Linked DNA regions of Homo sapiens: all the other regions are linked to region 1. Evidence: read pairs that join two places in POLR2A ChIA-PET (ENCODE). Cell type or tissue: CD4-positive, alpha-beta T cell. All regions are shown on one strand. Each heading gives the region's core, and the rest is flanking DNA. Links, peaks and the distances in the headings are about the cores only.

The links. Peaks named below come from ENCODE experiments on the same cell type or tissue, not always from the same donor. Only the 100,000 strongest peaks of a DNase experiment are listed, where the experiment ranks them.
Region 2: POLR2A ChIA-PET joins it to region 1 with 13 read pairs; 5 of 35 experiments call an interaction of 5 or more read pairs at or near these places.
Region 3: POLR2A ChIA-PET joins it to region 1 with 16 read pairs; 4 of 35 experiments call an interaction of 5 or more read pairs at or near these places.

What each region holds. Positions count from the first base shown.
Region 1 is chr13:73,982,083-73,987,925 of GRCh38, forward strand. All of the region lies in intron 2 of KLF12 (KLF transcription factor 12), which reads right to left. Among named protein-coding and RNA genes, the nearest start is that of KLF12, 150 kb to the right of the region's middle. In CD4-positive, alpha-beta T cell, for the core only: no CTCF peak of the experiment used is centred there; a DNase peak (open chromatin) is centred at 3,039; H3K4me3 peaks cover 1,022 bases; H3K27ac peaks cover 2,714 bases.
Region 2 is chr13:74,060,119-74,065,961 of GRCh38, forward strand. All of the region lies in intron 1 of KLF12 (KLF transcription factor 12), which reads right to left. Among named protein-coding and RNA genes, the nearest start is that of KLF12, 71 kb to the right of the region's middle. In CD4-positive, alpha-beta T cell, for the core only: no CTCF peak of the experiment used is centred there; DNase peaks (open chromatin) are centred at 1,983, 2,283 and 2,963; H3K4me3 peaks cover 1,097 bases; H3K27ac peaks cover 3,497 bases.
Region 3 is chr13:74,066,703-74,072,545 of GRCh38, forward strand. All of the region lies in intron 1 of KLF12 (KLF transcription factor 12), which reads right to left. Among named protein-coding and RNA genes, the nearest start is that of KLF12, 65 kb to the right of the region's middle. In CD4-positive, alpha-beta T cell, for the core only: no CTCF peak of the experiment used is centred there; DNase peaks (open chromatin) are centred at 1,959 and 3,559; H3K4me3 peaks cover 694 bases; H3K27ac peaks cover 368 bases.

The sequences.
Region 1 (5,843 bases), core at 299-5,298:
TTTGTTGACTAGAGTGATTAATTCTTTTAATTGGTTAAACAAGAACTTTCAAAGTCTGATTTTGAAAAACATTAACTTCATTGACTAGGATTTGCTTTATTAAGGTGATATGCTCATCACACAACAGAAGCAGTTATTTTATTTTTAAGGCATGAATAGAAACTTAATTTGCAATACAAAAAGCACAAGGAAAAGTGGTTAAGAAAATCCTCAGAACACTCAACAAACTAAAAGAAATGAAGGAGGAGGAGGAGGTTCCATTTTGGGGATTTTCTTGGTCCCATATGCATTGAAAGGTAAATGTACACTTAGGCAAAGACAATTGTCAGAAAGGATATCTTCCATTATTGAAAGGTAAACGTACACTTAGGCAAAGACAACTGTCAGAAAGGATATCTTCCATCATTGAAAGGTAAATGTACACTTAGGCAAAGACAACTGTCAGAAAGGATATCTTCCATTAAAAAATAAAAAAGAAATCTTGTTGCTAGATGCCTTATTATAAAATTGTTGGGTTATCACAAATGTGTAGATTTATAATCATAAATACACTTGGTATAGGAAAAAAACACTCTTCATATTTGTTACTATATTTAGCAATAGCCTAAGCAGTACATTCAGAGCATTTTTACCAAGATATCAGCCTAGCCATGGAGAGTAACTGCTTAGGAAAATCCCTCTCTTGCCATTTTTCTCATAGTTAAGTCCTGTAAACCAGACCCTTTCCCTCATCTACCACATACTGGAAAACTCTATCTTAATAAAAGAAATGTTCAGTATTTCAGGTTTTCTGTCACCCACTTTTCATTTATTTCAGGATTTCATTTTTCTTTCTTCTGTCACATATAATCATACTCTTTAACACTTTTTTTCCAAAAAAAAAAGAAAAAAAAGTAAAATTCATTCTCATTTTTCTCTCATTCTCCTTCTTTTGCTCTTACTCACATTTCATTCATCCTCTTGTTCAAATATTCATTGAAAAGATCTCTATAAGGCAGCTTAATACTTATCCAGTATGAGGCTCGCACCCTGTCCCTGTCTACCATCACTCCTCTCACCAAGGAATCCCTTTATCTTTGTTCCTGGAAGTTCAAGTGTACAGGGTTTCCTAGTCCTGTACTATGGCTCAACCAGAACGCCAGGCAACCAACCCTGGCACAGTCTAAGACTTAACATGCGATTAAAAAGCCACTTGCTTTCCAGCCCTGCTGTACAGAAGCTGCCCTATGCCACCACCTTTCTTGGTGCCAGCATGATTCAACTTAGTGATGTCAGCACGGACCTTTCACTACCCATCCCATTCTTCTCTCCAGTATCAGTGCCTTCTGGTTCGTGAACCTCTGTCTGAATTAACTACATTCCTGCTTATCGGGTGTTCTCCAGCACCGTGTCCTCCCAGTTACTGCCTGCCAATCTTGCCTCTAACTTACTCCCAGCCTTTATATTATTCATTCATATTCTGCATACAAACTATTGCTATCATTCTTGCTCATAACTTTGCTCTAAACTTTACTATCTGGACAAGTCCCTGGTGTCCCAATTATTCACATATTTCCATCATGTACAAAATCAGAATCCTCCTTTTCCTCATATTATGTTTTCTCTTTCCTAAACTCTCAATCACAAATCCCTGAGGCCACAAAGCCCTGGCCCCAGCCTGACTGGTCTATGGCATTATAGACAGGCAGTCAAGATCCCAAATCCAGGGAGCAGAGTGGCCTCAACCACAACAGACAGCAGTAACTGAGTCAAGTACCATATGAAAAAGCAAGAAGAGGCCACAAATAATCTTGCAGGTTCTCAGAGTCGTGCAGAATTCATAAGCAGTGAATCCAGGCAGGTGGTATTCTAGGGCAGATGAGCCTTCCTCATGTGGAGACGTCCATTCATGTGACAGCACTGTCCTCTCCACTACAAGGGTGGGTCCCAGGAGCAGTGCTTCAGACAGAAATGGGAAAATCAAGGAAAGAACAGGAACCAACAGAGGTCTATAATCCTCTATAAGATCCTCGGGTGGGGAGGACAGCAAGCAGGTAGAGCTGCAAGTGAAATGGCAGAGAAGAGGCAAGGAAAGACTTGGTGGTGGATTTGAACTATCTCAACTACATGTCTACATTTTCAGAACTGTCTTCCCTGCAGCATGCCATCATTTTTGGGTTATAAGAGCCACCCTGGCGGGACTCGGGGCAGTAGTGAAGCACCTGCCGCATGCATCTCACACTGGGAAGGTGCAGCTCACACACACTGTCGCCTATGTGCCTGCTCTCCTCGCTGGCACAGGGAAGCGGCTGGTCCACGGGATTGCCTTCATCTGCTTATTTTATTCATAGGCCATGACGCGTCTTGCTCAGGGAAGGGTGCCAGCTTCTCCCACAGTTCCCTGGCCTCTCTGAAGTTAGAGGCTTATGATCAGTGAGGGTCTATGTGGACTGGCATGTGCCCTTGTACATCCAGTGTGGCCTTCCTCTCCTGCGCTCCACTCTCATCCTTCCTTCCCGACTGCTAGCCCTGGTGATTTCAGCTCTGGCGCCAAATATATAGAAGCAACAGCCATATATAATGTGCTTAACTAGTTCCTACCATCATAGGAGGTCAAGTCCTTTTAAGTCCCATATTCGGCACCTTTCCCCTCATTCTGTTTCTCTTTTCACACCCCAACTGATACAGAATTTGGCACCAGAACTAGTTCCAGAAAAACAAAACGTTACGGATTCCTCCAGTTTGAAGATGAACTGTAGCTGATGCTGTTTTCCAGAAATGTTCACTACAGTATCTCCAGTCACATGTGCTCTTCCAGAATGTTTCCACTCTCCCATCAAGGGGTGGGGGATATGTCCCCTCCTTTTGAATTAATGAGCCTGTCTTTATAATCACCTGGATGAACAGAATATGGGGGAAATCACATGGCATCACTTCCAAGGGTGACACAGCTTCTGCCTGGTGTTATCCCCCCACCCACCTTCCCCAGTGCGCAGCTTTACTGTTAAGGAAGCCTTGGCCACATGAAGGCGTTGCAGCCAACAGACTGGCTGAGAGCCAGCACTAACTGGAAAACATGTCGACGAGAGTCTTCATGATTGCAGTCATCCGCCTTTGAACCTCAGCAGCCACTGAGCAGAGCAAGGAGAAGCCGACTCCACCAAGTCCTACCCAAGTAGCCACTTCAAGAGCAAAACACATACTGCTTTTGCTTTAAGCCACTAACCTGGGATGCTCTGTTTTGCAGCAATGGATGATGAAATCGTGGTTGTCACAAGGTGCCCAGATTCCAACTCTCAGTTAAAAAGGACACTCAACTCTCAGTTAAAAAGGAACACCTACCCTTCAATTTGAGTGCACATGATTGAAAACAGGGAAAGGGATTACTCACGGCAGAAGGGTGCAAGGCCGACAACCAGTGATTATCACAGTGTGCAACATTAGAAGGAGGCTTTAAACCAGGCTCAGGGTCCCAAACCCCAGACTCTGTGTAACTACCATCCCCTTTTTACTTACAGTCCTGGCTCTAACGACTCTCCATGTGTTTGCTCTCAATCTTCCAGCTTCTCATTGTCAAGCGGCCTTTCATTTTCCCCTAGATGCCAGCTATTAGCACTCTAAATTAAAGGAGTCATCCCTGAGATGTGAAGCTATTAAAACTGCAAAAGGCCCCTCTCACAGATTTTGCTCCCCTTAGACTCTCTGCTGTGTGAAGACGGATGAAAAGAAAAAGCTATACAGAACTTTTCCTCACTTTGATAACAAAAACAATCAAAAAAATTCCCCCAGAAAAAGTTCTTTGAAATCTAAAGGATCTCACTACCCTGAAAGAGGCAACAGCCCTAGCCTATCTGTTAATTTCAATAGATAGCTGCTGGCTAGGTATTAACTAAACTTTAAATACAGCTCCGGAGCCACAGCTGCAAGAGATACAGGATGTCTTAGTAAGTGTATGGGTTGTAAGTAAGTGCATGCTATCACCTCAAGAGCTTTTAACGAGATAACCAAACATGTTTCCTGAAACTAGATTTCAGTTTTATCAGATACGCTACAAATAACAACATTCAAAAACAAAGGAAAATTTGTTAGGCCAAAAGGTCTGATGAATTCTAAAAGTAGTTCATCTAGCTTTGAAGGCACATAAAACCATAGTATCACCATGTGAAACTGTGGTAAACAATCTACTGTTTGCAAAAAATTAGATATTTATTAGATTTTTTATAATGGGAAATTTTAATATTATCACTTGCTTCATTTAGCTGCAAAAGTGATTTGAATGGACTTTTTTCTTCCAATCACAAGAAGGAAGAAAATTATATTTTGATTGACATAAATCATAATTTGCTTGACTATTAATGGAATTAGCAAAATGAGAATTCTTTCAAAATTCCCAACCACATGTTTATGACAAAGGTAACATGTACCTGCAATCACAGTCACTTACGTTTTTGAAAACCTGTGGCTGGCAGAGTAATGGCCCCCTAAAGATGTCCATGTCCTAATCCCTGAAATCTGTTAGGTTACATGGCAAAGGGGAATGAAAGTCACAGATGGAATTAAAGTTGCTAATCACCTGACCTTAAAATAAGGAGATCATCCTGGATTATCTAGGATAGGCCAAAGTAATCACAATAGTCCTTAAATGTGAAGGAGGGAGGTAGAAGGGGAGAACCAGAGAGATGGCAGTACCAGAAGGACTTGGCCCAAAGCTGCTGGAGTTGAATGGACCAAGGAACCTGAGTAGGCTCTAGAGGCCGGTAAGGAAATGGAATCAGTCCTAGGACCTCCAGAAGGGAATATAATCCTCCCAATACTTTGAGTTTAGCCCAGTGAGACCATTGGACTTCTGACCACCAGAACTGTAAGATAAATTTGTGTTTTTTTTTCAAAACCACTAAGTTTGTGGTAATTTGTTACAGTGGCCATAGAAAACAAATTAAAAGCCTTTAATAAAAATAAATTCACTTTCATATTAAGTGTCTTGCTCTAAAAGCACAAATAGTTGAAGCAGCATGTTAAATATGAATAATCAATTGATTCTTAAATTGGAATTTTGAGAAACTTACACTCCATTAGACTATAAGATACACTGAAAAACTGATTACGTGTAAGACACAAAAAATCACACTTCTTGAGTCAATAATTATTAACATTATTAAATAAAATTCTTTAGAAAAAGTAAGAAATTCTCACCTAACATCAGCTTAAGAGAAGGGAAGAAGCTGCCTTATTAAAATAATATACAACTGTTGATACATAAAACTATATAGATATTATACTTCAATAAATGTTTTTAATAATCAATTACTATGCTGCTTTAACACTATAATGTTCTCAGTAAGTAAAAAAATTTTAACTAAAATGATATTTGAAAGACACTTGTATCATTTTTATGATCACTCTTGAAAATTTCTGGTAAAATATAATAATTACTTTGGTAAGGTACTCTAAATAGCTTAGCTGAAGAACCACTATAATCAAGTGGCCAGAGAATGAAAATGTGTAAACAGGGAAGAGAAAAAGAAGAAGGGAGGGAGGGAGCAGACGTGGGAGAGGGGAGAGGGAGAGGCAGAGAGAAAGTGGGGGGAGAGGAAGTGAGGGGAAGAGAGGAAATTGGAGAGAGGAGAGAAGAAGTGGGAGAGGAGAGAGAAAGTGGGGGGGTAGAGGAAGTGGGAGGAAAGAGGAAGTGAGGGGAAGAGAGGAAATTGGAGAGGGGAGAGAAGAAGTGGGAGAGGAGAGAGAAAGTGGGGGGGTAGATGAAGTGGGAGGAAAGAGGAAGTGGGGGAAGAGGAAAGAGGAACTGCAGGGAGAGGGAGGGTAGAGAGGGAAAGAGTGAGAGTGAGACAAGGAAGGAGAGGAAGGTA
Region 2 (5,843 bases), core at 346-5,345, 78 kb after region 1:
CATCTATTTTTGTACCAGTACCATGATGTTTTAGTTACTATAGCTTTGTAGTATAATTTGAATTCAAGTAACATGATGCCTCTAGCTTTGCTCTTTTTGGTTAGGATTGTTTTGGTTGCTCGTGGTCTTTTTTGTTTTCATATAAACTTAAGGATTTTTTTTTAATTCTGTGAAGAATAACTTTGGTATTTTCATAGAAATTGTGTCGAATCTGTAGATTACTTTGGACAGTTTGGTCATACTAACAATATTGATGCTTCCAATCCATTTGTTTGTATCAATTAAAATTTCTTTCATTAGTGTTTTGTAGAACTTCTTCTTAAGAAGACATCTTTCGCCTCCGTGGTTAAATGTATACCTAGGTTTTGTGTGTGTGTGTGTGTGTGTGTGTGTGTGTGTGTGTGTGTGTGTGTTGTAAATGGGGTTGAGTTCCTGATTTGGTTCTCAGCTTGAACATTACTGGTGTACAGAAATGCAACTGAATTTTGTACACTGGTTTTGTATCCTACAACTTTACTGAAGTTGTTTATCAAGTCTAGGAGCCTTTCCAAAAAGTCTTTTGGGTTTTCTAGGTATAAGATCATGCCATCAGTGAACAGAGATAATTTTACTTCCTCTTTTCCAATTTGGATGTCTTTTATTTCTCTCTTACCTGATTGCTCTGGCTAGGCCTTCCAGTACTCTGTTGAATAGGAGTGGTCGTTTTCTATTTTCTAAAATGTTCACTGATCTCTATTCACAGGTTTTAACTTCTTGAACTTTACTCCTGAAAAAGCACTTCACTATTGATAGAGCACTTATTTCCTACCAGAAGAGAAATTATTTTCTAGTAGACAAGGGTGAGGGGAATAGTACCATCTCATGGGCTAAGTCTAGACCTTGGTCCCTGGGTTACCATGTGTGGTCCAATACTTTCAACACAAACAAAAATGCAGCTATCGAATCAAGGCCTTGAGGCATTGTACAATAAAGTAACATTCATCATAGCAAGAGTTCACATTAACTTTGGTCTTTTTATGTAGGAGGTACCAAATGAGGCATTTCAGATATATTCTCTCAAAACATCACAACAATCCTTTAAGGTTAAGTTCTATCAATAAGGTCATCTTATAAATGAGGAAACTGAGGCCCTGATATGTTAGGTAACTTAGCCTAGGTCATGTAACACTGAGGGAGGAACTAGGTTTCAAACACAGATAGGTGGGTTCTGGAGCCTAGCTTTTAATCACTAAGACAAATTTCATGATCCTTAAGAAACTTCTAAGTTCCAAAGACAGATGAAATCAAGGTCCAGAAAAATTTAATATAAGCATACTACAGTTTTTCCTAATTGCCCTCTAAAGTGGCACGCCAGTTATTGCACACAGTGACTTTCAATTAGACTCATCCATCTAATTTCCATGATACTTCCTAGACTGTGAGACCACAGATAAAAAAAACACTCTGGGGTCTCAGTTTCTTCACCTGTGATTAAAAACAATCCCAATGATGTCCCAAGTTCTAGCAAATAATGAAAAATTACTCTGCAACCTCTGCCATAACTTCCAAGTATCCCGAGGCTAATCTGATCCTTTTCCCACTGAAACATGGTGGCACTCTCTGAGCAAAAGTCTTTAATTTGAAGGAAGCATCCTCCTAAATAAAGGTTCAACTACTTTGAATACGTAAAGTATTGTAGAAATCAAGGTCACACATGATTTTTATACCTTGACGTTATATGATAGCTTTCTGAAACTTTTAACTGGAAAAAATATAAAAGTTGTGCCTTTCTAACCATAAATTTTAAGAAGTAAACAAAAGAATATATGAATACATAAGCCTTAGTCACATATAAACACCTATACTACATACTTTGGTGGGGTTTTTTTGCACTAGTGCTTGCTTTCAGAAGAAAAGTGCCAGCAGAGTCTTCCTCAGTTGTCTTGAGACTGTGGTTACCCTATTTCTAATAAACAAGGCAGCTTCCTGTCTCTGGCTTCTCATTGCTAAATCAGGGTTGAATTCTGGCAGCTTTCATAGCCCTGACCCCTGAGTGCACCCATGTTAAAGAGTGTCTGCTTTGCTTCATTCCTTATTGTAAAAAACGACTCATCATGGAGCACCTCTTGTTTTAAAATCTTGCTTTTCATCAGTGAAGCTCAAAATGAGTTAATTTCTTACACTCAAAACTTAGTCTCTCATTTTCTCTATATTTGTCTCTATTTGGTTGATGTATCTGGACTTTTTCTAAGTCTCTAAAGGGATGAAGCTGTGTACACTTTTAGATCGTTTCGGAAGTGGTTAAAACAGCATCCTGTAGATGATTTTATGATCAATCAAGTATTCATTTATGCTTTTCTCTTAAGCATCTTTAGTGACTGAGCCCATAAGGCAAGAGTTCATAGTCAGACAATTAAAATGCACTTCATGTTACAAAACAATTTTTTTAAACAAGTGATAGAACTTGTTCTTAAGGGCTTAAAAATGCAATTTACAAGTATTTTCTTCCACTTTGGGGTTGTTCTGAAGTAATTTACTGTGCAGCATGATATTCAATTTGTCTTCAATATGCTGATAAATTATCTATAAATCTGTCTTTGTTTTGCTTGTAATCTCTTACAGAGCTGTGTCAGCAAAGGGCATCCTTTGCATTTCTGACCCTTTTGTGTTAAAAAAGAAAAACGAAAAAATCCATCTAGCTCTAGAAACAAAAGATTTCATCTCCAGCTTTTCACCATCACCATTTTCCTAACCCACAGGAACCTATTTTGTTGGATGGTTGGTCCCTTGACAATGAGACCCCACTTGAAATAACCTGAAAAGGCTAGAGATCCTCTTCACCCACTTTCTGTGTGGGCCATTACACAAGCCCTCATGCTTCCCAGAGATGTCAGAGCCCCAGCCGGTGTGAAATGGTGATGCTGTCAGTCAGCAGGAAAATTTTTTGCTTCGGAAAAACCTCTCTCTCCGAGCTTCCTCTGTGCCGCACCTCCAGCTGCCTCGGTGCACCATGTCAGGGTGCTAAAATAGCTCAGGCTTGATGACTTCACTAGTTCTCACAAACAGGCCAGTTGGCAGAACTCTAATGCAGTCTGCTCCTGAGTGGAAGACATTTTTTTTTCTCCCCACCATCCTCTAATATGAATACTTAGTTTCATTTTGACTCTGGAAGAAGTCTCCTTTCTGGGAGTCAATTCAGCACAAACTTAATGCAAACGTTTCAAAATGCTTTAAGGAGGCTTGAACTAAAGAGCTACCCTAAAGCCAATACCATGCATTCAGACTGCACTATTATTTCCTATGCTAACCTTCAAGGACATCAAAACTGCTAGGTAAATTAACCTTATTTAACAACCTTCATATTTCATTTATCTTAGGGCCAAATATCTTCCTCAAGAATAGTATTAATAACTGATAATCAGCCAAGATTTTAATGTCTTATTTCTCAGGTTTACTCCTTTCCCACAAGTAAGGAGGTCAACAGAAAATATCAAAGTAAAAATTAACTACCACTACATGTACTCAGCATAAAATGACAGGGGGCCTTTAAAGGCAATGTCCTGTAATCACAGCAAACTTTAGTGATTAATACTCAAATAGATTTGAAATTTTTTTTACAGTATAAGGTACTCATGCACTAAAAAAGGTGTTCTGTATTAGACTACCAAATTTTATTTTAGTATTTATAATTTTCCCTTATAGTTTTTCACTTCCTTTTGTAATTACCACATACTAGCAAAAAAATACTGCAAGAAAACTAGAACTTTCTGATGTTCCAGTTTCCTAATTCAGTGCTGTGCCCAAGCTGCCCTTTGATTCCAAAAGACAGCATTTAGATTAACTGCTTCAGTGCCCTGTGGACACAAAATTTATGCCCAAAGAAGAAGCTTCCATATGATTCTATAGACATGAGCTAATAAAATAATTTGGTTCACTGGTTTAAGATGGTTCCTCTAAAAGGGGTGCAATATCCCTGTCCCCAAAAGAGGAAAAAAATCACAAACATTCTATTCCCAGCACCCCTCAGTTCCTCTCACTATCTGTCCATTACAAACAGCATCTAAATACCACTGCCATCTTGCAATGGTGATGATGGAAAACCACCCCTCTCCATCACCAAGAAAAACATCACAGGGATTCTCAGAGAACACATAGGCTCATATATAACTGTATATTTTTAAAATGCATTTTACCATACAATGATTTGTTCATTCCATAAACATTTGCCTAGTACCTTGCATGTAGCAGGTATTACATATGATTTTCTACAGGCATGAACAGTGTCTTCGTGGATTTCACTCACTCAATATTAAGTATTATAAAGTCACATAACTTTAGCAAAATGAGACATGGGTGGCTGCAATCGTTTTGTTTATGTTAATCCAGTGACTTACAAAATTTGGTGTTGATGATACATCCAAAGAAGCATTGGAGTCCAGAATTATAATAACCAGGGACATTTTGGACATAGTCCAGAGACATGACCCTGAAATTAAGAGTTATCATGTCTCTCTGCTGTAGAGGCTAATAAACAAAGACACAATGGAGATTCTGAATGCTGAAAGGTCAATTATAAATGTCATTACAGACACAATAATTCACAGAGGAATGAAATAGGCTGAGTAGTTTGTGATGCTGACTGTACTAACCATCAAATTTTAGACCATAAAGGACCTTAGATCTAAAAATCTCACACTGTACTAATGATGTCTAGAAAGTCTGTGTGATTTGTACAAAGTCACAAAGTCACACAGGTACTAAGTTATCTCAGAATCAATGTTAGTTTTATTCATCCTGCATTCTTCCCATCATACTACTCTAAGTCTGATTCACACACACTCATGTATACGTTATTCTACTGTTTTTGACTCATACACAAATATACATGTACACACATACACATACTTGTCTGCCCAATTCAAACAAAAACACACACTTCAGTACTCTGCTTCTGATTCATATATACATAGACACAAACATTATACTCCCATATCCTGATTCATATACACATACATTCCACTATCCTCCATCTGCTTCATACACACATTTTACTGATTCATACATACAATCTGCATATATGTATATTACTCTGTATCTGATTCTTACACACACACACACACACACACATGTATATATATATATACACACTGTATACTACTCTGTATCTAATTCATATGCACATACATATTGGCATGTATATACACACTGAAATTTAAAACAGCAAATCATGGTCATATTCAAAACACATATATTTTAAAGTGAGAAATTCAGGTGTGAGCCAGACACTTGTGTAACTATGTCAAAGTTACTATAACTTATACAATGAAGTAATTTATCTGGATCTTCATTTACCTCTATAAGAGTCCCCCAAAGAATTGAAAGAAATAAGACCTATCATGATGCAGAAATTCAGTGAACCCATAGGCATCCATCTACATGAAAATTTTTGTCAGGTCAAGGATGAGAATATGAGTGTTTGTGTGTTGTACTGTTTTCTGTAATATGGGATAGAGAAGTGGATATACACAGAATCCAGGGACAGAGGATCATATTCTGTGTCCTTGTTCCAGGATAAATTCCCAGTTTCTGAGCCCATGAAGCAGTGTAGGAGTGACGTGAGGGAAGTGCATGAGCAACGTGGCTTGGGACCGCAACTACAAAGTGTGACCTGAGGAACATCCTCCCCTCTCCTCAAGGGCTGGCAACGTAGAGGGCTCTGAACGATCTCTCTAGACATGTGACATGAGGATTCTAACTGGAGTTAGAATCTCAATCATGAGCCCCTCACAGAGGTTTTATGAAGAAGGGGAGCAAGCAGTAGACAGAGATGGAGAAGACTCTTCAGGGTAACTAGCTGATACAGT
Region 3 (5,843 bases), core at 550-5,549, 85 kb after region 1:
GATGTTATATGTGAATATATATCTCTTCCTGGATTTTGCTTAACATTTAAATATCAAAGATAGCTGTCTTTGATAGTCCTCCCAAACTGGGCAGCACCATCACTCTGGCCTTCGAAGGGAGCTATAAAGCTCACTAGTAGTCAACTCTTAAAAATGGGGCATTATTCCTAAAAAGGAAATATACAGCTTTAAGCAAATAAACAATAGGTACTTTGAAGACCATTTTAAAGAACTTACCCATAGCCCAAGATAAACATCTGCTAAGGATCAAAAAGATCAGGCCCTGGGCAGGGGCTTGGGGACAGTGTGGACAGGGACACACATAGCTAACTGCTTTTCAAAAATTGGAAAATTAAAGCCCTCCTACCAAGGATTACAAGAAAACCCTCAAAGTTTAGCAGGTCAAGTACAAACTAATAATCAGGCCTGCCAAGAAAGAATTTGAACAACCTTGCAAAGTATTCCAAAGAAAATAAAAAATGTTGCTTAACAAGATACAACCCTTGAAAATGAAGTGAGATTTTCTGCAAAGCATGTACATCAGATGAAAAAGAGTCTGTATATGAAATTGAATACCTTTGTCCTTGGTCTCTATGAAGTATTAAAAATATTGTAAATACTAAGTTATCTTTGGAAACAGATTGCAGGAACTAAATCAAACAATTACCAACTTAAGGAAGAGTCTAAACCTAATTATTACATTAGATATAACAAAAGCAAAGACCTGTTTGGCATTATCACAGTGTTAAAAACTCAAGAGGAAATGTGTAAATTGTTGGCACAGATGTAAAACCTGAATTACAACTAATCACTATATAGAAGGATGCAGTTGCTAATCAGGTACCTATCCACAAAATGTTCAAAATAAAGGCCTTTCAAGTATTGAAGAAACTACATATTGAAGAAAAAAACCACAGGAATTAATGATGTGATATGATTGAGCACTCACTCTACTTGGTAGCAATCAACAGACAGTAACCAACCAAAGAATAGTTTTAGTTTTAAAAATTACATTTTGCCATGGTGAAAGCAGTGGATAAATGACAGAGAAACAGATATATAAGCATGCACACTTCCAGGAGACAGGTGCTCAAAATGGTCTTATTTAACATTTTTATAAATGATGTCAGGGAAGGGGTATACAGGAAAGTAGGCAAGTTTGTATTAAGCTCTTCTAGTTACCAAAATGCCATGTAACAGAGATAAAACATCCTTTTAGCAGCAATCTGATAAATATGGTAGAATCCTTTTAACCAACTTCCGCTTAACCAACTGTCCAGATTAACCAATGAGCTCCATTCCCCTTGTAAATCATACTGACTGATGCACCTGGAATGTGACCAGACAGCTGGCTCCTCTCTGAGCAGACCGAGTACCTCAGCTCCCATCAGCCAAGGCACATTTTTAATAAGAGGTTTTTATCCTAAACTTGTTTATGCAGTAATGCCTTATTTTTAAAATGTGATTTAATTAAATGATACATTACTTAAGGAAGTGAAATAAGAGGATGAAATGCAGCACAGTGTCTATTTCTACGAAAAATAAGTTGTATGTTTTGAAAAATTTTAAAGATTCAGCTACTATAACAATTTTTTAAAACAATTTTTAATACTGAATAAGGAAGCTATCCTAATTGTACTACAATGGAAAAAATAAGAAATATCTTCAAAAGTGTTTACTTCTCTTTAAAGAAATATCAGAAATAATGGACAATCCATCATGGCTGTAATCCTGGTAAGAAGCATTAACACTAAACTCCATCTAGGGATTCATGCTGGAAGAAAGTGTGGATCCTACATCCAAAGATTGATAGAAGATGTATTTTTTACGTGTTATGTTCAAATAAAATTTTTTTCTTTTTTTTTTTTTTTTGAGACTGAGCTCTGCTCTCTTGCCCAGGCTGGGGTGCAGTGGTGCAATCTCAGCACACTGCAGCCTACACCTCCCAGGTTCAAACGATTCTCCTGCTTCAGCCACGTCAGTAGCTGGGACCACAGGCATGCGTCATAACACTCAGCTAATTTTCGTATTTTTAGTAGAGACTGGGTTTCACCATGTTGGCTAGACTGGTCTCGAACTCCTGGCCTCAAGTGATCTGCCCACTTTGACCTCCCAAAGTGCTGGGATTACAGGCATGAGCCACTGCACCCGGCCTATTTGAATAAAATAATGAAGGTATGTATACATCATCTTTATACTCCTCTATCTTTTAACTAACTTTTTGACAAACTGACCAACTATTGATTCTTACTTCTGTCAAGGCTCCTGTGTATTTATTGTCATGTCTTCTATGTGCCAGGGACTGTGACAGCTGCTGTGAATACAAAAGAGACTAAGGTTTTAGCCCTCCAAGTGGTCAAATGTAATGGGATAGACAGACATGCTAACAAACAGTAGCTATTCATCATACTAAGCATTGTAAGCAAAGGTGACCCCTGAATTACACAGGTTTGAACTGCCTGAGTCAACTTACATGTGGCTCTTTTTCCCCAACCAAACACAAATGAAAAATATAGTACTAGAGGGAAGTGAAGCTCTATATATGGAGGGCTGACTTTTCCTATAGGTGGTTCCACAGGGCAGGACTTGACTATGCACCGATCCTGGAACAAATCCCCCGCGAATATGAATGGACACTGGAAAAGATTCTGTTAAGCATGGAAAAGAAAATAAGTCTGGAGAGAGTAGAGTTGATGGTGGTGAGGCCTGCAGAGTGAGTTATGGTGACACAGATGAGGTACGAAGGCACATTCTGACAGATCATACGTGCAAAAGCATGGAGCAACACCACAGGTCCAGGTACTAAACATCCCAAATAGTGGAGAGGTTGGAAAGGCTGGGTAGAAACAAGACCAGGAGGACAATGTTATTTGAGTTTTAGACCATAAATTATGGGGAATCATATATTTTAAACAAAAGAGTGACACAATCAGACATATTTTAGCATAGTATCTTTTCCAACAGTTTAGAAAATGAACACAGGTAACAGAGGCAGAAAATAGGAGATTACAAAAATAGTCCAATAAAAAAATAGAAGAAGAATATTAAGAAAGGTATATCAGCATGACTTGGTGACTCATGAGACGTGAAAAGAGTGAAGGATAATACTGACTTAAAAATGGTTCCTAGGTTTAGGAATGTCGCATCTGGTGGTCAAAGATTCATTAATAAAAATAGGAAATGAAGGCATTTTAAAGCAACAGATAAAGAACAAAGTTGTGAACATGATGAGTTTGAAATGCTATATATCCAAGAAAGAGATGACAAATATGAAGCTGGCCCTCACCAGCTAGTGCTCAAGAGAGGTGAAGAGATCTATTTAAGGACTCATTACTCTATGGGTAGAATTTGAAGCCGCAGAAATAAATGGGCACATGATGTAAGGGCAAATAGAGAAACGAGGAAGACAGATGAAACTCTTTCAAATGCCAAATTTAGAGACAAGAAGGAGAGGAGACCCATCCACAAGACTACAAAGTGACAGGAAGCAGCAGCAGCATAGGAATGACATGAGAGCCAAGAGAAGAAAATTAAAGCAGGAAGTAATCAACCACATCAAATGCAAAAGCGAAGTCAAAGAAGATAACTCATGAAACCACTGTGCTTAGCAGGTAAACGACCACTAGCCAAGACAGAGCTTCGCAGCAGGTGTGTACACTCAGGCACCTTGAGTTGGAGATAGAATGGACTATGAAGTGGGGACAAGCTCTTAAGAAGCTCTCCTTCAGCCAAGGGCCAAAGAGGGCAAGAGTCTTTTCTAGAGGATGAAAACAGAGGAATATGGGGTTTTGTTTGTTTGTTTGTTTTTTCAAGATACAACTTTAGAGACTGGACCCTGCCAGCAACAGCCACCATCCAAAACAACTCACCTTCCGCAGAGTGAGGGGAAGGATGGAAGAGGACTAGGCAGGGATAGGCCCACTAATTGGTCATGAAGAAGCTGATAAGAGTTCTTGACTTACAGAGATCTACTGTCTTGGTGAAGCAGATACTAATCTATGAGAGTGAGAATGGCATTGTTAAGGCAGCAGGAATGAGAAGGGCAATGAAGTTTTAAAGCTCCCTGGGTGGGCAATGCAGCAGACCTTCTGAGACTCTGGGGTTGGGTCTGTAACATTTCCCTTATAGATAAGTAAAAGATATTTCATGAGGAAAAAAAAATAATTGATTGAAGTTTGTGGGAACATGGATGGCAGTTGTGAATAAACAGGAAGTGGGTCCAACAGTCACTATGAACAACTTATAGAAGACAGCTCTCTAATACTGTTAACACAACACAAATATCAACAAAATATAAGCATTACCAAATAGAACTCAAAACAAAAATTACCTTTACAGAACTGTGATGCTCTTCATAATGTTAACCACCACACCCTAATAAGTAATGCATGTTAAAGATGACAACTACTTACACTTTATTCATCATGAGAATGGAGAGTACTATATAAAAATAATATGGAGTTTCAGTCTAGAAACATAAACTAAATAATCTATGGAATCCTAGTTGCCAAGAATTTTATAACACCATTTGTCCATCTCATCCTGGCAACAGTACACACAGGAGTATTTTATTAAAACCTGAGACAAATACAAATAATATAAAGAAAATGAATCAATTGCTATTTCATATGGCAGGTGTTAAACCTATAATCCGCAAGACTAAAATTTTTTAAAACTTCATCAAGTTTTAAGAAATGACTGGGGCCGGGCGCAGTGGCTTCCACCTGTCATCCCAGCACTTTGGGAGGGTGAGGTGGGCGGATCACAAGGTCAGGAGATCGAGACCATCCTGGCTAACACAGTGAAACCCCGTCTCTACTAAAAAAAAAAATACAAAAAAATTAGCCGGGCGTGGTGGCAGGCGCCTGTAGTCCCAGCTACTCGGGAGGCTGAGGCAGGAGAATGGCGTGAACTCGGGAGGCGGAGCTTGCAGTGAGCCAAGATCGCACCACTGCACTCCAGCCTGGGCGACAGAGCGAGACTCCGTCTCAAAAAAGAAAAAAAAGAAATGACTGAATGGCAAACCGAAATGGATTCAAAGAAACAAGTAGTAGCTTAAAGAAATTAAGATACGAGTGAACTACGTTAAAGAGGCAACCCCATCATGAAGCTACAGGGGAGAAAACTGATTGGTCATGGGTCTGACTGTGTATGGTGATTTCTTATTTTAAATCAATACCAATGGGAAAGAATGAACAATTCTCCACATATTAACAGAAGAGTGTTAGTGTAATGTAATGAATAGCATCTTCTAAATTTTCCTCCCCAACCCCCCCACCTGAACAACTGGACAATCTACCGCAGAAACTTACATCATACTATATAGAATACTGGGGTAGTATCCAAACCTCCTTATGAACCTCCAAGTTCTCTCTACAAAAGAAATTTTAACTAGAAATGCAAATTTACCTGGAAATAGATGAAGGCAGATCAATGCCATTTGGCTTCACTTCAAATTATATTCTACCTTTATTACAACTCAAGTGATTATATATTATCATACATTTCTTTTGTACCTATTAGCACTTAATGGAGTGTCTGGAATATGGTACATGCTCATTAAAAAGAAATATGAAAATATGATAATGAAAAATGCATGAATTCTTATCAACTCCTAAATGTCTACTATTTCCAAGATCTTTTTAAGAATTAAGAAATACAAATATATATATATATATATATATATATATATATATATATATATAAAAGATTATCTACAAGAAACTAAACAACGTTAAAAATAGCATACAATCTGCCAGGTACAGTGGCTCACGCCTATAATCCCAGTACTTTGGGAGACCAAGGCAGGAGGATTGCTTGAGGCCAGGAGTTCAAGACCAGCC